2 separate regions of the Homo sapiens genome follow, and region 1 is linked to region 2. A link is a loop called in an ENCODE intact Hi-C map of the cell type or tissue named here. Cell type or tissue: pancreas. All regions are shown on one strand. Each heading gives the region's core, and the rest is flanking DNA. Links, peaks and the distances in the headings are about the cores only.

Region 1 (10,215 bases), core at 5,146-9,145, 150 kb after region 2:
TCTTGGCGGCACACTTCAATCTCTCCCTTCTCTTAATTTCAATTCCTTTCATTTTCTGGTAGAGACAAAGGAGACAGGTTTTATCCGTGGACCCAAAACTCCGGCACCGGTCATGGACTGGGAAGGCAGCCTTCCCTTGGTGTTTAATCACTGCAGGGACGCTCTCTGATTATACACTCACGTTTCAAGTGTGTCAGACCACGCAGGGACGCCTGCCTTGGTCCTTCACCCTTAGTGGCAAGTCCCGCTTTTCTGGGGCAGGGGCAAGTACCCCTCAACCCCTTCCCCTTCATCCTTAGCGGCAAGTCCCGCTTTCCTAGGGGGTAAGAACCCCCCAATCGCTTATTTCCGCACCCCAACCTCTTATCTCTGTGCCCCAATCCCTTATTTCTGCACCCTGACCTCTTATCTCTGTGCCCCAATCCCTTATTTCCGTGCCCCAACCCCTTCTCTGCTTCTGGAGGGCAAGAACCCCCCACCCCTTCTCCGTGTCTCTACTCTTTTCTCTGGGCTTGCCTCTTCACTATAGGTAAGCTTCCACCTTCCATTCCTCCTTCTTCTCCCTTAGCCTGTGTTCTCAAAACCTTAAAACCTCTTCAACTCACACCTGACCTAAAACCTAAATGCCTTATTTTCTTCTGCAATGCCGCTTGACCCCAATACAAACTCGACAGTAGTTCCAAATAGCCAGAAAATGGCACTTTCAATTTTTCCATCCTACAAGATCTAAATAGTTCTTGTCGTAAAATGGGCATATGGTCTGAGATGCCTGACGTCCAGGCATTCTTTTACACATCAGTCCCTTCCTAGTCTCTGTGCCCAGTGCAACTCGTCCCAAATCTTCCTTCTTTCCCTCCCGCCTGTCCCCTCAGTCCCAACCCCAAGCGTCGCTGAGTCTTTCTAATCTTCCTTTTCTACAGACCCATCTGACCTCTCCCCTCCTCGCCAGCCCAAGCTAGGCCCCAATTCTTCCTCAGCCTCCGCTCCTCCACCCTATAATCTTTTTATCGCCTCCCCTCCTCACACCTGGTCCGGCTTACAGTTTCATTCCGTGACTAGCCCTCCCCCACCTGCCCAGCAATTTACTCTTAAAAAGGTGGCTGGAGCTGAAGGCATAGTCAAGGTTAATGCTCCTTTTTCTTTATCCCAAATCAGACAGCGTTTAGGCTCTTTTTCATCAAATATAAAAATCCAGCCCAGTTCATGGCTCGTTTGGCAGCAACCCTGAGATGCTTTACAGCCCTAGACCCTAAAAGGTCAAAAGGCCGCCTTATTCTCAATATACATTGTATTACCCAATCTGCTCCCAACATTAAATAAAACTCCAAAAATTAAATTCCGGCCCTCAAACCCCACAACAGGACTTAATTAGCCTCATCTTCAAGGTGTGCAATAACAGAAAAAAGTTGCAATTCCTTGCCTCCACTGTGAGACAAACCCCAGCCACATCTCCAGCACAAAAGAACTTCCAAACGCCTGAACCGTAGCAGCCAGGCGTTCCTCCAGAACCTCCTCCCCCAGGAGCTTGCTACACGTACCAGAAATCTGGCCACTGGGCCAAGGAATGCCCGCAGCCCGGGATTCCTCCTAAGCCGCGTCCCATCTGTGTGGGACCCCACTGAAAATCGGACTGTTCAACTCACCTGGCAGCCACTCCCAGAGCCTCTGGAACTCTGGCCCAAGGTTCTCTGACTGACTCCTTCTTGGCTTACCGGCTGAAGACTGATGCTGCCTGATTGCCTCAGAAGCCCCGTAGACCATCACGGACGCCGAGCTTTAGGTAACTCTCACAGTGGAGGGTAAGTCCGTCCCCTTCTTAATCAATATGGAGGCTACCCACTCCACATTACCTTCTTTTCAAGGGCCTGTTTCCCTTGTCTCCATAACTGTTGTGGGTATTGACAGCCAGGCTTCTAAACCTCTTAAAACTCCCCAACTCTGGTGCCAATTTAGACAACACTCTTTTATGCACTCTTTTTTAGTTATCTCCACCTGCCCAGTTCCCTTATTAGGCCGAGATATTTTAACCAAATTATCTGCTTCCCTGACTATTCCTGGACTACAGCCACATCTCATTGCCGCCCTTCTCCCCAACCCAAAGCCTCCTTCGAGTCTTCCTCTCATATCCCCCCACCTTAACCCACAAGTATAGGACATCTCTACTCCTTCCCTGGCAACCGATCACATGCCCCTTACCATCTCATTAAAACCTAATCACCCTTACCCCGCTCAACGCCAATATCCCATCCCACAGCACGCTTTGAAAGGATTAAAGCCTGTTAACACTCGCCTGCTACGGCATGGCCTTTTAAAGCCTATAAACTCTCCTTACCATTCCCCCATTTTACCTGTCCTAAAACCAGACAAGGCTTACAAGTTAGTTCAGAATCTGTGCCTTATCAACCAAATTGTTTTGCCTATCCACCCCATGGTGCCAAACCCATATGCTCTCCTATCTTCAATATCTCCCTCTACTACCCATTATTCTGTTCTGGATCTCAAACATGCTTTCTTTACTATTCCTTTGCACCCTTCATCCCAGCCTCTCTTTGCCTTCACTTAGACTGACCCTGACACCCATTAGGCTCAGCAAATTACCTGGGCTGTACTGCCGCAAGGCTTCACAGACAGCCCCCATTACTTCAGGCAAGCCCAAATTTCATCCTCATCTGTTACCTATCTCGGCATAATTCTCATAAAAACACACGTGCTTTCCCTGCTGATCGTGTCTGATTAATCTCCCAAACCTCAATCCCTTACAAAACAACAACTCCTTTCCTTCCTAGGCATGCTTAGTGCGGTCAGAATTCTTACACAAGAGCCAAGACTGCACCCTGTAGCCTTTCTGTCCAAACAACTTGACCTTACTGTTTTAGCCTAGCCCTCATGTCTGCGTGTAGTGGCTGCCGCTGCTTTAATACTTTTAGAGGCCCTAAAAATCGCAAACTATGCTCAACTCACTCTCTACATTTCTCATAACTTCCAAAATCTATTTTCTTCCTCACACCTGACACATATACTTTCTGCTCCCGGCTCCTTCAGCTGTACTCACTCTTTGTTAAGTCCCACAATTACCATTGTTCCTGGCCCGGACTTCAATCCGGCCTCCCACATTATTCCTGATACCACACCTGACCCCCATGACTGTATCTCTCTGATCCACCTGATATTCACCCCATTTCCCCATATTTCCTTCTTTCCTGTTCCTCACCCTGATCACGCTTGATTTATTGACGGCAGTTCCACCAGGCCTAATCGCCACACACCAGCAAAGGCAGGCTATGCTATAGTACAAGCCACTAGCCCGCCTCTTAGAACCTCTCATTTCCTTTCCATCGTGGAAATCTATCCTCAAGGAAATAACTTCAGTGTTCCATCTGCTATTCTACTACTCCTCAGGGATTATTCAGGCCCCCTCCCTTCCCTACACATCAAGCTCGAGGATTTGCCCCCACCCAGGACTGGCAAATTAGCTTTACTCAACATGCCCTGAGTCAGGAAATTAAAATACCTTAGTCTAGGTAGACACTTTCACTGGATAGGTACAGGCCTTTCCTACAGGGTCTGAGAAGGCCACCACAGTCATTTCTTCCCTTCTGTCAGACATAATTCCTCAGTTTAGCCTTCCCACCTCTATACAGTCTGACAGCAGACCAGCCTTCATTAGTCAAATCAGCCAATTAGTTTTTCAGGCTCTTAGTATTCAGTGAAACCTTTATATCCTTTCCGGTCCTCCATCTTCAAGAAAAGTAGAACAGACTAAAGGTCTTTTAAAAACACACCTCACCAAGCTCAGCCACCAACTTAAAAACGACTGGACAATACTTTTACCACTTTCACTTCTCAGAATTCAGGCCTGTCCTCAGAATGCTACAAGGTACAGCCCATTTAAGCTCCTGTATAGATGCTCCTTTTTATTAGGCCCCAGTCTCATTCCAGACACCGGACCAACTTAGACTGTGCCCCCAAAAAAACTTGTCATCCCTACTATTTTCTGTCTAGTCATATTCCTATTCTCCGTTCTCAACTACTCATACATGCCCTGCTCTTGTTTACACTGCCAGTTTACACTGTTTCTCCAAGCCATCACAGCTGATATCTCCTGGTGCTATCCCCAAACCGCCACTCTTAACTCTTGAAGTAAATAAATAATCTTTGCTGGCAGGACTATGCTGAATCTCCTTAGGCACACTCTAATCAGATGTCCTAGGTCCTCCTAATTCTTAGACCTTTTATACCTGTTTTTCTCCTTCTTATTCCATTTAGTTTTTCAATTCATACAAAACCGTATCCAGGCCATCACCAATCATTCTATACGACAAATGTTTCTTCTAACAACCCCACAATATCACCCCTTACCACAGGATCTCCTTTCAGCTTAATCTCTCCCACTCTAGGTTCCCACACCGCCCCTAATCCCGTTTGAAGCAGCCCTGAGAAACATCGCCCATTCTCTCTCCACACCACCCCCCAAAAATTTTCGCCACCCCAACACTTCAACACTATTTTATTTTTCTTATTAATATAAGAAGGCAGGAATGTCAGGCCTCTGAGCCCAAGCCAAGCCATCGCATCCCCTGTGACTTACACGAATATGCCCAGATGGCCTGAAGTAACTGAAGAATCACAAAAGAAGTGAAAAGGCCCTGTCCCACCTTAACTGATGACATTCCACCATTGTGATTTGTTCCTGCCCCACCTTAATGGAGTGATTAACCCTGTGAATTTCCTTCTCCTGGCTCAGAAGCTCCCCCACTGAGCACCTTGTGACCCCCGCCCCTGCCCACCAGAGAACAACCCCCTTTGACTGTAATTTTCCATTACCTTCCCAAATCCTATAAAACGGCCGCACCCCTATCTCCCTTCGCTGACTCTCTTTTCGGACTCAGCCCGCCTGCACCCAGGTGAAATAAACAGCCGTGTTGCTCACACAAAGCCTGTTTGGTGGTCTCTTCACATGGACTCCAGTGAAACTTTCCATTAGGGAGACACAACAGGTTGGCCTGGCAGGATTTCATATCAGGGAGGCCCCAGGTATGAGCTGACATGCACTGGTTGGCATTCATGTCCTGACACATGATCATAAAAAATTTTTTTAGAAAACGTGGGTGATGAGCTGCACTGCACCTTAAGGACCCAGGAGGATGGGAAGCCAGGGATACTTGGGTTTCCCTCCCACTCAGCACCTTTTCTTAGGGTCTCTTTTCAGCTCAAGCCACAAGGACTGTAGGCGTGATTTCAGTTGGGAGACATCCCCCATTGGATGGCACTGGAGTTGAAGAGGGGAAGAAGGCAATAGAAGTGAGGAAGAGGTAATGCTATAGCCCAAGAAGAGAGCACAGGCGCTTGGGGAAGTCAGAGGGCAGCAAGATGGTGGGAGTGAGGGAAGTGTCAACAGAAATAGTGGAACTCTGTAAATATTTGAAGAGATTTATTTTGAGCCAAATATGAGTGACCATGGCCCATGACACAGCCCTCAGGAGGTCCCAAGAACATGTGCCCAAGGTGGTCAGGGTACAGCTTGGTTTTATACATTTTAGACAGGCATGAGACATCAATCAAATGCATTTAAGAAATGCATTGGTTTGGTCCTGAAAGGCAGAACAACTCAAAACCAGGGGCAGGGTGGCAGGGTGGCGGGGCGGGGGGGCGCGGGGGGGGGGAAGGGTGAGGTGGGGCTTCCAGGCTATAGGTTAATTCAAACATTTTCTGGTTGACAACTGGTTGAGTTTGTCTAAAGACCTGGGATTGATAGAAAGGGAATGTTCAGGTTAAGATTGCGGAGACAAAAGTCTTATAAGTGGCTGCCCTTAGAGACAATAGATGACCGATGTTTCCTATTCAGATCTTAGTTAGTATCTTTAGGATTGGGAGAGTCTGTAAGATAAAGATCTAGCTATGTTAATAGAGATTCCTTACAGATGCTAATTTCCCCCCACAAAGAACAGCTTTGCAGGGCCATTTCAAAATATGGCAAATAAACATATTTGGGGGTAAAATATTTTGATTTTCTTCCTTGTCTCATAAGGTTATACCAGAGTGAGGCTGGAAAATAAGTCATGATATGTAGGGTTAAATAAAACCCATCTGATAAAAATTTATGACTTGTAGGGCATGACTCCCCAGACCCCTTAGATAGGAATGTGGGCAAGATTTAAAAAAAAAAAAATCCTCTCCCTTTCCCTCTCCCTCTCCCCTCTTTCCACGGTCTCCCTCTGATGCCGAGCCGAAGCTGGACTGTACTGCTGCCATCTCGGCTCATTGCAACCTCCCTGCCTGATTCTCCTGCCTCAGCCTGCCTAGTGCCTGCAATTGCAGGCGCGCACCGCCACGCCTGACTGGTTTTCGTATTTTTTGGGTGGAGACGGGGTTTCGCTGTGTTGGCCGGGCTGGTCTCCAGCTCCTAACCGTGAGTGATCCGCCAGCCTCGGCCTCCCGAGGTGCTGGGATTGCAGACGGAGTCTCCTTCACTCAGTGCTCAATGGTGCCCAGGCTGGAGTGCAGTGGCGTGATCTCGGCTCGCTACAACATCCACCTCCCAGCAGCCTGCCTTGGCCTCCCAAAGTGCCGAGAGTGCAGCCTCTGCCCCGCCGCCACCCCGTCTGGGAAGTGAGGAGCGTCTCTGCCTGGCCGCCCATCGTCTGGGATGTGAGGAGCCCCTCTGCCTGGCTGCCCAGTCTGGAAAGTGAGGAGCGTCTCTGCCCAGCCGCCACCCCATCTAGGAAGTGAGGAGCGCCTCTTCCCAGCCGCCATCCCATCTAGGAAGTGAGGAGCGTCTCTGCCCGGCCGCCCCGTCTAAGTGAGGAGACCCTCTGCCTGGCAACCGCCCTGTCTGAGAAGTGAGGAGCCCCTCCGCCCAGCAGCCGCCCCGTCTGAGAAGTGAGGAGCCCCTCCGCCCGGCAGCCACCCCGTCTGGGAAGTGAGGAGCGTCTCCGCCCGGCAGCCACCCCATCCGGGAGGGAGGTGGGGGGGTCAGCCCCCCGCCCGGCCAGCCGCCCCATCCGGGAGGTGAGGGGCGCCTCTGCCCAGCCGCCCCTACTGGGAAGTGAGGAGCCCCTCTGCCCGGCCAGCCGCCCCGTCCGGGAGGGAGGTGGGGGGGTCAGCCCCCCGCCCGGCCAGCCGCCCCGTCTGGGAGGGAGGTGGGGGGGGTCAGCCCCCCGCCCGGCCAGCCGCCCCATCCGGGAGGTGAGGGGCGCCTCTGCCCGGCCGCCCCTACTGGGAAGTGAGGAGCCCCTCTGCCCGGCCAGCTGCCCCGTCTGGGAGGGAGGTGGGGGGGGTCAGCCCCCCGCCTGGCCAGCTGCCCCATCCGGGAGGGAGGTGGGGGGGTCAGCCCCCCGCCGGGCCAGCCGCCCCATCCGGGAGGTGAGGGGCGCCTCTGCCTGGCCGCCCCTACTGGGAAGTGAGGAGCCCCTCTGCCCGGCCAGCCGCCCCGTCCGGCCAGCCGCCCTGTCCGGGAGGTGGGGGGGGGTCAGCCCCCCGCCTGGCCAGCCGCCCCGTCCCGGAGGGAGGGGGGGTCAGCCCCCCGCCCGGCCAACCACCCCATCCGGGAGGTGAGGGGCGCCTCTACCCGGCCGCCCCTACTGGGAAGTGAGGAGCCCCTCTGCCCGGCCACCACCCCGTCTGGGAGGTGTATCCAACAGCTCATTGAGAACGGGCCATGATGACAATGGCAATTTTGTGGAATAGAAAGGGGGGAAACGTGGGGAAAAGATTGAGAAATCGGATGGTTGCCGTGTCTGTGTAGAAAGAGGTAGACATGGGAGACTTTTCATTTTGTTCTGTACTAAGAAAAATTCTTCTGCCTTGGGATCCTGTTGATCTGTGACCTTACCCCCAACCCTGTGCTCTCTGAAACATGTGCTGTGTCCACTCAGGGTTAAATGGATTAAGGGCGGTGCAAGATGTGCTTTGTTAAACAGACGCTTGAAGGCAGCATGCTCGTTAAGAGTCATCACCACTCCCTAATCTCAAGTACCCAGGGACACAAACACTGCGGAAGGCCGCAGGGTCCTCTGCCTAGGAAAACCAGAGACCTTTGTTCACTTGTTTATCTGCTGACCTTCCCTCCACTATTGTCCTGTGACCCTGCCAAATCCCCCTCTGCGAGAAACACCCAAGAATGATCAATAAATAAATAAATAAATAAATAAATAAATAAATAAATAAATCAGAGTTTAGTCCTCAGAAGGAAGAACAAAGGATAAGGGAGGAAAGGAGGTCAAAGACTACCTATACCGGTTTTCCTTGAACAAATGCCATGAGGCAAGTTTGAATTTTTAGGCCATCTATTCAGGTTGAAAAGAACCCATATTTTTATGTATATATTTTTTTTAACTCAACATCATCTCTGCTTCAAGTATCTATTCAAGTTGTGGCAGAAAACAACATTGCTAGGTTCCAGGTAAACAAGGACAGCATGTCTTGTTAAATACAATCATTTCAGGATCCTCCCCAAGTCTCACCCTGCAGGGCTGCTAAGTGCAGGGAGACAATGCAGTGTTGGGACATTGGAGGCAGGACTATGGAGCTGTCTGTGCACAAGGGCACCCCCGAAGACATGGTTGTCCTCATGAGAACCTTGGTTGTGCGGCCCGTCCACTTCCCACTGACTGTCCTTACCTGACGATTGAGACTCTCAGGCCCACCAGGTCTGCTTCTCAGCTAACTCCCATGCCCTTTTCAGAAAAACAGGAGAATTCAGCTTCTCTATAATGTTACTCTGGAGCCACAGGAAGCTCAGGCCACCTCAGGCTCTGTCCCAGACACACATGGCCGAGCTGGGGCGAGGGATCTCTGGATCTTCCTGCTCTCCTGGGCTCCCCCCAACCCCAGCGCTGAAAAACATGACACAGACCTCCTCTGCTGACAGTTCCCCACCCTTATTTTGGGTGTCAACTGCCCTTCCTCCCTCCTTCCCTGGGATTCAGCAGCAGCACGTGAGAGCCCACACCAGGATCTGACTCTGAGGAGCCCTCTGCCTCTTGTCTAGAGGAAGACTTTCCCCCTTGGTGGGAAGGAAAGGGCTAGGCAAATGTGCTTCTAAACCAGACTTATGCCAAAACCTTGAACTTTAGAAGTTAAAAAATATTCTAATTATTTTGTTTCTCTTTGTATTTCTATTGCGGCCTTCCTTTGGAAGGGTTATGGGGAAAACAAAGGGATTGCAGGGTAACTCATACAAGGCCAAATTACAAATGTGAAAGGCCCTATGATCTAAGAAAAATATGGCATTCTACATCCTGTAATCCAAAATAAAATCCGCATTTAATAAAACAGCATTGATTATAAAATAAATGTAAAGAACTCCAACAGGCCGGGAGCAGTGGCTCACACCTGTAATCCTAGCACTTTGGGAAGCCAAGGCAGGAGGATCACTTGAGCTAAGGAGTTCGAGACCAGCCTGGGCAATATAGTATTATTTATATATACTATTATATATTATATCTAATATATATAACTGTTAAAATATATATTTTAAAAATATAACTCCAACAAGTCCTGATTTTTCTCATGCTTTGTGTTTAGTATCAGATTCCTTCAAAAAGGAATGCCCTTTCTCATTCAGCCCTGGCACTGAAGACACGATTCATACCCACCTGTTAAGGGGCAAAGGAACCAAGCTGCAGAGAGTCCACAGGGTTACTCATGGTCATTTTCAATGACTGACACTTGGTCCACTGTGTTAAAGTACAGGATTCACACAAGACCAAGCAGCTATTTCGCTGGGAGAGATCGCTGATGCAGCCAGAGGTGATGGTTGGGAAGGCAGAAGACTGGTTCCTGGTGGAGCCCAGTTTTTGTCTTCCTGGTAACCAGGCTGGATCCAGAGAGCTGCAGCAAGTTAAATGTATTTAGCTAGATATTGCCGTGTAATAAACCACCCTGGAACTCCATGGCATGCACTACTAAGCATTTATCACGCTCCCAGGCTTACAGATCAGCTGGGGCTTTCATACATTGGACGGGGGAGGCTGGAGTAGGCTCTGCTCTACTTTCTCTTGCTCTTCAGAAGCCATGGGCTAACCAGGGCATATTCTTCCCATGTGGTGGCAGAAGCCAGAGAGGGGTGAGCAGAAACACGAGAGTTTGGGTTCAGGCTCGGAACTGGTACTGAGTGACTCCCACCCACCGGGTACTTTGGATGAGAACTGCACCCAGGCCAGCATTAGCAGCTAGCTCAGCGGCCAGCACCCTCTGCTGTTGGCTCTCCTGTGG
Region 2 (10,215 bases), core at 2,231-6,230:
AAATCCAGGAGTAAGAGCCTTAGGTCAGTTTGAAATTGGAGACAAACTGTCTGGCAAAGGGTGCGAGAGGGAGCTTGTGCTCAGGAGTCCAGCCGTCCAGCCTCGGGGTGTAGGTTTCTGAGGTGTGCCATTGGGGCCTCAGCCTTCTCTGGTGACAGAGGCTCAGCTGTGGCCACCAACACACAACCACACACACACAACCACACACACAAATGGGGGCAACCACATCCAGTACAAGCTTTTACAAATGTTATTAGTGTCCTTTTTTATTTCTAATGCCTTGTCCTCTTAAAAGTTATTTTATTTGTTATTATTATTTGTTCTTGACTGTTAATTGTGAATGGTAATGCAATAAAGTGCCTTTGTTAGATGGTGTCCTTGTGTCTGGGGCTTTTTTTTCATTTCTTTTTCTTTCTTTCTTTTTTTTTTTTTTTTTTTTGAGACACTGTCTTGCTCTGTCACCCAGGCTGGAGTGCAGTAGTGTGAACATGACTCACTGTAGCCTCAAACTCCTGGGTTCAAACAATCCTCCCATATAAGCCTCCTGAGTAGGTGGGGCTACAGAAGTGTGCTGTCATGCCCAGCTAATTTTTTTTTGTTGTTGTTAGAGACAGGGTCTCACTATGTTGCCCAGGCTGAGTTTGGGGGTTTTGATGATGCACACAGCAGTTAGTCTCATTTTAAATAGCAAACGTGACACATGGTAAATGGGAGTGACTGATATCTGCTATCCTTATTAGGGGTTATTGGATTACCCAAGATAACGTTCTACTGCATAGTAGACATTTGCTTCCTCCACGCACATCCCACTCCTACCCCATGATGATGAGCATTTTGGGTGGGGCTGATCCTGCTCCCAGCTACAGAGGTTGGCTCTGGTTGGCTCAAGCCAATCAGCGAAATCCCATGCCTCCTTGCCACAGTAATCGTCCTAAAAGTGAACGTGTGGCATAAGTGGATACAATTAGAATAAAGCCTAAACTTTGGTAGGAAGTTTGGAGAAAGAGAAACTTTCTTCTTCTGGAAAGTGGGCTTGAGGGTGTGAAGTCTTGAACTGCTTCTGTTTTGCTGGGGACAAAGCTGACACACACAGAGGAGAAGAACTGAGAGAACCAGAGAGAAATGGACCTGGCACCTTGATCAAACCATACCTGAAGCCTCTGGAATTTCCTCTGCTACAAGGCCAGTTTGAGTAGTTTTTTCCTGTTATTTGCAGTCAAAAAATCCTCACTGATACCACTTATGTTTATTCTTGTATTCTCATGGCTAAATGGTGAATCACATATAAGAAACATACTCTTATGAGCTATTAATGCCCACACTGAAGACATTAGCCATAAACCAATCAGTTAACAGCAGCAGAGTTATTGCAGGCAGAACTTAAAATTGGCTGGCCACTGTATTTTGTCATCACAGACTCTATTTCTGACCTGCATATTACCCCCTTTGTATTTAAATATGATTCTGGATTCAGTACTAGTAGAAGGCTATTTCTAAAGAGGCCTTTCCCCCTTCCTGATCCCCCTTTGGACCAGAGCATGCCAACTCCTGTCACTTCTCAAAGGTCCTGAGCCATACTAATTCTGGGCTTCCTGGGCCATTCTTCAAAGACTTGCATTGCTATTGTTTGACTAAAAATAATCTCCTAAAGATATATATGTATAATGTTTATGAAAATGGCTTTTGCATTTGGATTCAAAAAGTTCTTTTTGATTATTGTGCAATATGACCTATAATTCATTTGTTTCTGCTTGCTGGTAACTTTGCAAAGGTTCTCTTACTAATTGTTCTGCCACTTTGGAGGGCTGTCAGAGTGAACTTTCTACGATGCATATCTGATTGTGACACTCCCTTGCTTAAGCTTTCAGGGGTCATCCACTGAGAAATAGAGCTCATAGAATAAAGTCAGACTCCTGGTGGCATGGCACTCCTAGACATCCAGTTACTGCCGCTGATTGTGCTGGCTTTGCCTCATGACCCTCCCCACGATGCACTACCACTTTGGCCATACCTGCTGTTTCCTAAACATACCACCTCTTTAATTTATTATTATTATTATTATTTTATTTTATTTTTTTGAGACAAGGTCTGGCTCTGTTGCCCAGCCTGGAGTGCAGTGGTGTGATCTTGGCTCATTGCAAACTGCCTCCCAGGCTTAAACCATCCTCCCACCTCAGCCTCCTGAGTAGCTGGGACTACAGGCACTTGCCACCACACCTGGCTAATTTCTGTGTTTTTGTAGAGACGAGGTTTTGCCATGTCACCAGGCTGGTCTCGAATTCATGAGCTCAAGCAATCCACCTGCCTTGGCCTCCCAAAGTGCTGAGATTACAGACATGAGCCATCGTGCCCAGCCAACATATCATCTCTTCATGCCTCCATTCCTTTGCTCATGCTTTCCCTCTTGCTTTTCCTCATGCTCATGCTTTCCCATTTTGGAATGCCCGTTTCCTTCAACTACCTAATGTCTTAATCTGTTTGAGCTGTATTACAAACTACCACAGACTGAGTGGCTTACAAACAACATAAGTTATTTCTCACAGTTCTGGAGGCTGGGAAGTCCAAGATCAAGGTGTCAGCCAATTTGGTGTCTGGTGAGGACCCAGTTCCTCATAGATGGCCATCTTTTCACTGTAACCTCGCATGTTGGAAGGAGCAAGAGATCTCTCTGGGTTTTTTTTTTTGTTTGTTTTGTTTTTTTGATGGAGTCTTGCTCTGTCACCCAGGCTGGAATACAGTGGTGCGATCTTGGCTTACTGCAACCTCTGCCTCTTGGGTTCAAGCAATTCTCCTGCCTCAGCCTCCCAAGTAGCTGGGACTACTACTGCAGCCATCACGCCCGGCTAATTTTTTGTATATTTAGTAGAGACGAGGTTTCACCATGTTAGCCAGGATGGTCTCTATCTCCTGACCTTGTGATCCACCCGCCTCAGCCTCCCAAAGTGCTGGGATTACAGGTGTGAGCCACTGCGCCTGGCCTGGGGTCTCTTTTATAAGGACATTAATCCCATCCATGAGGGCTCCACCCTCATTAACTAATAACTTCCCAAAGGTCCCACCTCCTAATAGCATCATATCAGGCTTTAGGATTTAATACATGAATCTTGAGGGTACCTAAACATTTAGACCACAGCACCTGATAAATACCTCCATCTGTCTAGATCAACTAAACCATTTTCTCCTCTGGCTACCCCAGTACTCTCAAGTAGAGTTGCCTCCTTCATGTCCCAACTGGTCCTGTAACCAGTTCCCCCAGAGAAGTGGTTGTATCCATGGTTCCTTCTAACCCAGCACAATGCCTGGCATAGAACAAGTATTAAATAATTGTGAAATGGGAGTGTAAAACAGGACTCTTGCAGCTCAACCTTGAAGAATATGATCATTATCTTGATTGTGGCACTGGTTTCACAAGTATACACATGTCAAACATTGTCCAATTGTACACTTTATAAATGTACACTTTGGTGTATGTCAATTATACCTTCACAAAGCTGGGTTTTTTTATTTTTATTTTTTAAGTGGGGAGTGAACTATTATGCAGAGCTGTCTCCAACCTTGAGGGCGGCACCTTCTAGGCACAGCCCTAAGACAGGACGAGAAAACGCACATGTCACACTGCTGGCTTGTCGCATTAGACCGAAGGTCCTCTGAGGTTGGCTTTGGGTGAAACAACAGGAATGGCCCGCTGCCCTGACAGCGGCAGGTCTTAGCTTCACATTGGGATCCCCTGAGGAGGTATAAAAGTTACTGATGCCTGGGTCCCATTCCAGAGCACATCAGTCTAGGGCAGACCTGAGTCTCAGGAGTATTTAAACTCTCACCTGCACGTTTTTTTGTTTTGTTTTGTTTTGTTTTTGTTTTTGACAGAGTCTCCCTCTGTCACCCAGGCTGGAGTGCAGTGGCACGATCATGGCTCATGGCAGGCTCTAACTCCGGCCTCAAGCCATTTTCCCCGCTCAGCCTCCTGAGTAGCTGGGATTCCAGGAGCCACCCGCCACGCCCTGCGCTCCCAGGTGCTTCTAATGTGCGGTGGAGTTTGAGAACCACTGTTTCAGGTCACTGCGTTGGCTAATGGTCCAACTCGAGGTCACATCACATCATTTCCCATTCCTTCCTCCAAGAGTCTAGAAGCCAAGAGTCACATTGTGGACAAGAAGCCCCAGTAAGCTCCAAGTCTCTCTATGGAGAAGGTGACCAGGCATCCAGATTGCATCAACACCAAAACCGTTTGAGGCTGAACTCTTTTGTGCCATTTTGCCCCCAAACCTACCCTGGCCTTCCGCCCCTTTCTGCGGCTGGGCAAATCTCGGGGCCGGTAGGTGGCGCTGTCTCCTATGGCTTGCAGAAAACTCAACTTCCGGCGGGGCGGAGCTTTTAAAAGGCTTTTTTGAAATCATTAACTTTCATTTTATTATTTCTTTTTATCGAGACAGAGTCTCACCCTGTCGCCCAGGCTGGAGTGCAGTGGCGAGATCTCGACTCACTACAACCTCTGCCTCCTGGGATCAAGCGATTCTCCTGCCTCAGCCTCCCGAATAGCTGGGATTACAGGTGAGCACCACCATGCCCGACTAATTTTGTATTTTTAGTAGAGACAGGGTTTCACCATGTTGGCCAAGCTGGTCTTGAACCCCTGACCTCAAGTCATCCTACCGCTTTGGCCTCGCAAAGTGCTGGGATTACAGGTGTGAGCCACCGCACCTGACCTTAAAACCATTAACTTTTAATGCACCATTTCTAAATTTCTCCTTGGACTTTTCCTTGGTTGGTCTCTTTATTCCTTGTTCTTGTGCTAGGGAGAAATGAATGTTACGCTGTTTGCTCTTGTTGAGATATTTGCATCATTTTTACTGAATCATTAGAGATCATATATTGTCCTCTTTATTGCTCTTATAATACATAACCATAAGCAATGTTAATGTCATATTAATGGTGCATAAAGTTTGGTACAATTGTTCAGAGAAATCAATGTTTTATTTAGCGGTGATTGTACAAAATTAAAAAGGAGATAAATCCATTTTCATTGAAAAATTCTTCAGTTAAATAAAAAACAAAATGCCACCCGTGGGAGGTGAGGTGAGCAAGATCTGTCTGGGTTTTCCCTGAGGGTTCTCCGAGAACTCCAGTTTGCCATTAATTGACAATCCACAGTGCAAAAAGCAAGGTTGGAGATTAGGTTGGGGAGAGCCCTGGAAAACATATGGGGGTGTTCTTCTCAGTCTCAGGGCTATGAAATGTGGTGCTTTTATTCAAAGACAGAAGCCTGGGGCAAACCATCAAAGGCCTCATAATTTCTGCAGGCCTGGTAACATTTTTCCTGAGCCCACAATCACGACATGTGGGCCAATAAGGAAATTCTCTGCTACTTCCAGGTGAGAGAGCCAGTTTGAAAATCAACAACAACAATAATATTTCATATATTATGAAGCACTCCCTATATGCCAGGCACAATTCTTGTGCCTCACACATATTAACCCCTTTAATTCTCACGATAATTATGAAGTAGGTACTGTTTTCATGCCTGTTCAATAGTAGGGGAAATAGAGGCAAGTAACTAGTCTGCAGTCACATATCTAGGAAGTGACACAGCCAGGATTTGAGCCAGGCAGTCCGACTCCATTGCCTACCTCTCTGTCATTTAATGTTAAAGTATTAACAGAGGTAATATATTTCAATAGTCAGTAGGAACAATGTGACATATATTTGAAGCTGAGAGTGTCCTGTATTTACCAGGACCTGGTGCCAGATGCAAATAGAGTGGTGGATGAAACACAGGCTTCATCGTCCTGGAGCTCTCAGGTTAATGGCCTTTATTACCAAAAGTGCAAAACTCTTTCTTTACTTATGTCATTGTTCAAATTTCATAAAGTATTCTCATATTCTCTCCAGTAAAGTAACTCATCTAAAACTACCTGCAACATGCCTGCTGCTGCTTTTTTTTTTTTTTTTTTTTTTTTTTTTTTGAGACAGGGTCTTGCTATGCTGGCGAGGCTGGAGTGCAGTGGCATGATCATGGCTCACTGCAGCCCTGACCTCCTGGGCTCAAGCAACCCTCCCACTTCAGCCTCCTGAGTGGTGGGACCACAGGTGAATGCCACCACACCCAGCTAATTTTTAAAATATTTTGGAGCGATGAAGTCTCACTATGCTGCCCAGGCTGGCTATGATCCCTGGGCTCAAGTGATCCTCCCACCTTGGCCTCCCAAAGTGCTTGGATTCCAGGTGTGAGCCACCATGCCTGGCCTGCTTCTCATTTATTACCCCAGATATGACTTCCTCTTTGTTTGGGAACCCTCCAGCTTTTCTATCTTGTGTGAAGGCTCTCCATTCTCTAATCAGCTGTGGTGTCCTGCCCTTATGCAGTGATGGGAGGAATCTTGGAGGCTTCTTTCCTTTTGGTGGAAACAATAGCCTCCTGACTGGGTCCAAGTCAAAAATGAATCCCCACTGGACAGCCAGCCCCTTTGCTGCACCTGAACTTCCTGAGGGAAAATCCTCTGTTTTATTTCTTTGCTATGTAAAAAGCCCTCAACAAAATTTATTGAATGTAAAAATTAAGTCCCTATTTCAATGAAGTGGCATGGCATCCTAGAGCAAAGCGTGTCCTGGAATATGAAAACAAATAAATAGAATCAGGGCTAAGATTTGAAAGCATCTCTTAGCCAGCCCTGAGTAAGGGGTCTTTACCATTTTCTTTCTTTCTTTTTTCTTCTTTTCTTTTTTTTCTTTTCTTTTTTTTTTGAGACAGAGTCTCACTCTTATCACCCAGGCTGGAATGCAATGGCGCAATCTAGGCTCACTGCAACCTCCGCCTCCCTGGTTCAAGTGATTCTCCTGCCTCAGCCTCCCAAGTAGCTGGGATTACAGGCATTTGCCACTTCTCTGGCTAATTTTTGTATTTTTAGTAGAGACAGGGTTTCACCACGTTAGTCAGGCTGGTCTTGAACTCCTGACCTCAGGTGATCCGCCTGCCTCGGCCTCCCAAAGTACTGGGATTACAGGTGTGAGCCAGTGCGCCCGGCCTTTTTTTTTTTTTTTTTTTTAAGACATGGGGTTTTGCGGTTTTGCTGTGTTGACCAGGCTGGTCTCAAACTCCTGGCTTCAAGTGATCCTCCTGCTTCAACCTCCCAAAGTGCTGTCATTTTCTTTTTTTTTTTTTTTTTTTTTTTTTTTGAGACGGAGTCTCGCTGTGTCGCCTAGGCTGGAGTGCAGTTGCACAATCTTGGCTCACTGCAAACTCTGCCTCCCGGGTTCACGCCATTCTCCTGCCTCAGCCTCCCGAGTAGCTGGGACTACAGGTGCCTGCCACCACGCCTGGCTATTTTTTTTGTATTTTTGGTAGAGATGGGGTTTCACTGTGTTAGCCAGGATGGTCTCGATCTCCTGACGTCGTGATCCGCCTGCCTCGGCCTCCCAAAGTGCTGGGATTACAGGCGTGAGCCACCGCGCCCGGCTGTCATTTTCTTAATGAAGAGAATTAACTTACACGATATCCTCTAAATGGTACATAAGTCTCATTCCATAATAGAGTATCTGTCATTTTTAACTAATCATTTTTTGCTGCTGTTATCCACAGTCTCAAGTTAAAAAAAAAAAAAGACCTCAAAGCATCAATACAAATAGATATTTGGACAATGGACCTCACCTGAATATTCTAATCAAGCCACATCTATTATTGCTCATGTGTCTTCCTGATAAGCCCCCTACCCCTACCCCCATAAAGTGGTGATTCAGGTCCTTCCTGTTTTGTTTTCAAGGTCATTACTGCTCTGCATCAATCCAGTAGAAAGCCAAAGAATATAGAGGATTTTGCAAGAGAGATTTTTTTATGAATCAAGTCTGGTATTACTGCACCTCATTTCCCCCCACATCATATTGGCTTAGAACTTGTCACATAACAGCACCCAACACCCCAAGGGAGGCAGGGGGAATATAGAAGAGCTACTTGTCTAGGAAGATAGCACTTTGTGAACAGCTCTCTAGTCTGTTTCTCTCCCTTCCTTCACCTTACAAAATTTCCTTATCCTTTGAGACCCAGCATAAACACCATTATTTATCCCTAACCCTGGAACAGTATTTGTCACATGGTATACACTCAATAAATACTTGTTGGATAAATGCATCATTCCACAAACATTTAAAAAAAAATTTTTCTTTATTTTGTAGAGATGGGGTCTTGCTATGTTGCCTAGGCTGGTCTTGAATCCCTGAGCTCAAGCCCTCCTGCCTCGGCCTCCCAAGTGCTGGGATTACAGGCATGAGCCACTACGCCTAGCCAACAGACACTTTTTTCAGTGCCCACTCTCAGGGAGTTGAGTAATAAGTCAGAGATTAATTACATAAGCAAATAACTTCAACCTCAACTCTTCCAATGGAGGCAAGGACCAAGTTCTCTAAGAACATGAAGGAAGCCAGCTGTGGTGGCTCACACCTGTCATCCCAGTACTTTGGGAGGGCAAGCAGGGAGGATTAATAGAGCCCAGAAGCTCAGGCAACATACTAGGTTGATCAGACTGGGCAACATAGTGAGATCCCACCTCTCCCTCCAAAACAACAATAACAACAAAAACAAACAAAAAAGAAGGACATGGAGGAAAACATTCTGTCAACAGTAGTTCTGGAAGGCTTCACAAAGGAAGCAACATTTGAGCGGGGTATCAAAAGACAAATAGGAGTTTACCAGTCAGAAAAGATCAGGGATAGGGCCTTTGGAGGAAGAAACACAATCTGCAAAGATAAGAATGTATCTGTCTGTGAGGGTGGGAGTAGGGGCCAGGCTCTGAAGGGCTTTGTGAGTTGTGCAATCTGATTCCTGGTCTACTTCAGTATACTTTGATCTTTCAAATATACCTGGTATATGTGCTCTGCCTCCTTTTTCTTTTTAAATTTTTTTTTTTTTTGGCTTTTCTTTTTTCTTTTGTAGAGACAAGGTCTCACCATGTTTCCCAGGCTAGTCTTGAACTCCTGGGCTCAGGTGATCCTCTCACCTCAGCTTCCCAAAATGCTGGGATAACAGGCATGAGCCACGTGCATGCCCAGCTTCTTCTTCTCCCTTTTTTTTTTTTTTTTTAAGACAAGGTCTCACTCTGTGTCCCAGGATGGAGTACAGAGTGGTGCAATCATAGCTCACTATAACCTCGAACTCCTGGGCTTAAGCAATTCTTCCACCTCAGCCTCTCAAGTAGCTGGGACAACATGCATGTCATTACTGTGCCTGGCTAATTTTTCATGAGACGAGCTTTCACCATATTGCCCATGCTGGTCTGTTTCAAGCTCCTGGGCTCAAGCAATCCTCCTGCTTTGGCCTCCCAAAGTGCTGGGATTACAGGCATGAGGCACCACACTCAGCCCCCTACATCTTTTTGAGTTGACTAAAGCCAAGTGTGGTCTCTGAAAGGCTAAGAGTCTGAATGTCTAGTCTAACATAAGAAGAACCCCTAGTGAGCATTGCAGGCATCATGTTTTATATTATGGTCTCTGAAATATTGGAGGGGACAGTGATCAATCTCCACTGAAGCTGGGAGAAGAGGAAACTATCAAATGCCCCTGAGTTACAAGGAATGAAGTATTTCCTGATTGATGATTAAATAATTGGGGTGGATTCGCTAGGAAGCTGATGGAGGCCTCTTGGGACAGCCTTTAAAGAGGAAAGGTGATCATTTTTAGAGTCCACCCGTAAGACAGGCCCTCATAGTCTTCCCACATAAAGAACACGTTCAAACAGGCATTCCGTCTTCTATGCAAGCACATTGCTTTTTTGTAGAAGAATTTTTAGTCGGCATATCAGGTTATGTAAAGTAGAGCCTGCTGCCAAGTGCGGAACACATTTGGCTTTGCAAGTGGTAATTATAGAGCCAGCTCTGGCAGGGACCAGGCCCTTCACTTTCCAGATGAGCAAACTGAGGTCCAGAGGGTGGCAGGCAGTTGCACGGTTGCTCAGCTAATTGATGGCAATGAGGACTGGAACTCAATTCTTCTGATCCTGGGCCCAGATTTCTCATTTTCCTCCACCAGCAATTGAATATGAGGGGCCGTATTCTACAAAAGGGGCATCAGCTACTGCAAACAGGTGAAAGCTGGGTCCTGGGCTGGTGGCTGATGGCTGAGCCATGGCTTCTTGTGTACCTGGTCCTTGAGCAGCTGCTCAGCCTCCATTCCCCACCCCAGCCCCAAACATGACACCCCAAGAAGGGTAGGGGTCCAGAAGCTTGTCCC

The links. Hi-C counts contacts between places; a loop is a spot of excess contacts. Peaks named below come from ENCODE experiments on the same cell type or tissue, not always from the same donor. Only the 100,000 strongest peaks of a DNase experiment are listed, where the experiment ranks them.
Region 1: a loop joins it to region 2, with 4 times the contacts of the local background. A loop is called at or near these places in 107 of 110 quality-filtered maps.

What each region holds. Positions count from the first base shown.
Region 1 is chr3:124,747,326-124,757,540 of GRCh38, reverse strand. It overlaps UMPS (uridine monophosphate synthetase), which reads right to left. Exons shown (of 6, transcript NM_000373.4): 6 at 8,268-10,215. Among named protein-coding and RNA genes, the nearest start is that of MIR544B, 20 kb to the right of the region's middle. RefSeq lists enhancers at 1-495, 5,871-6,537. In pancreas, for the core only: no CTCF peak of the experiment used is centred there; a DNase peak (open chromatin) is centred at 7,499.
Region 2 is chr3:124,895,602-124,905,816 of GRCh38, reverse strand. MUC13 (mucin 13, cell surface associated) reads left to right here. Exons shown (of 12, transcript NM_033049.4): 12 at 1-375. It also overlaps a transcript of ITGB5 not described here. Among named protein-coding and RNA genes, the nearest start is that of ITGB5, 13 kb to the right of the region's middle. In pancreas, for the core only: a CTCF peak has its summit at 4,328 (motif pointing right); a DNase peak (open chromatin) is centred at 4,336; H3K27me3 peaks cover 679 bases.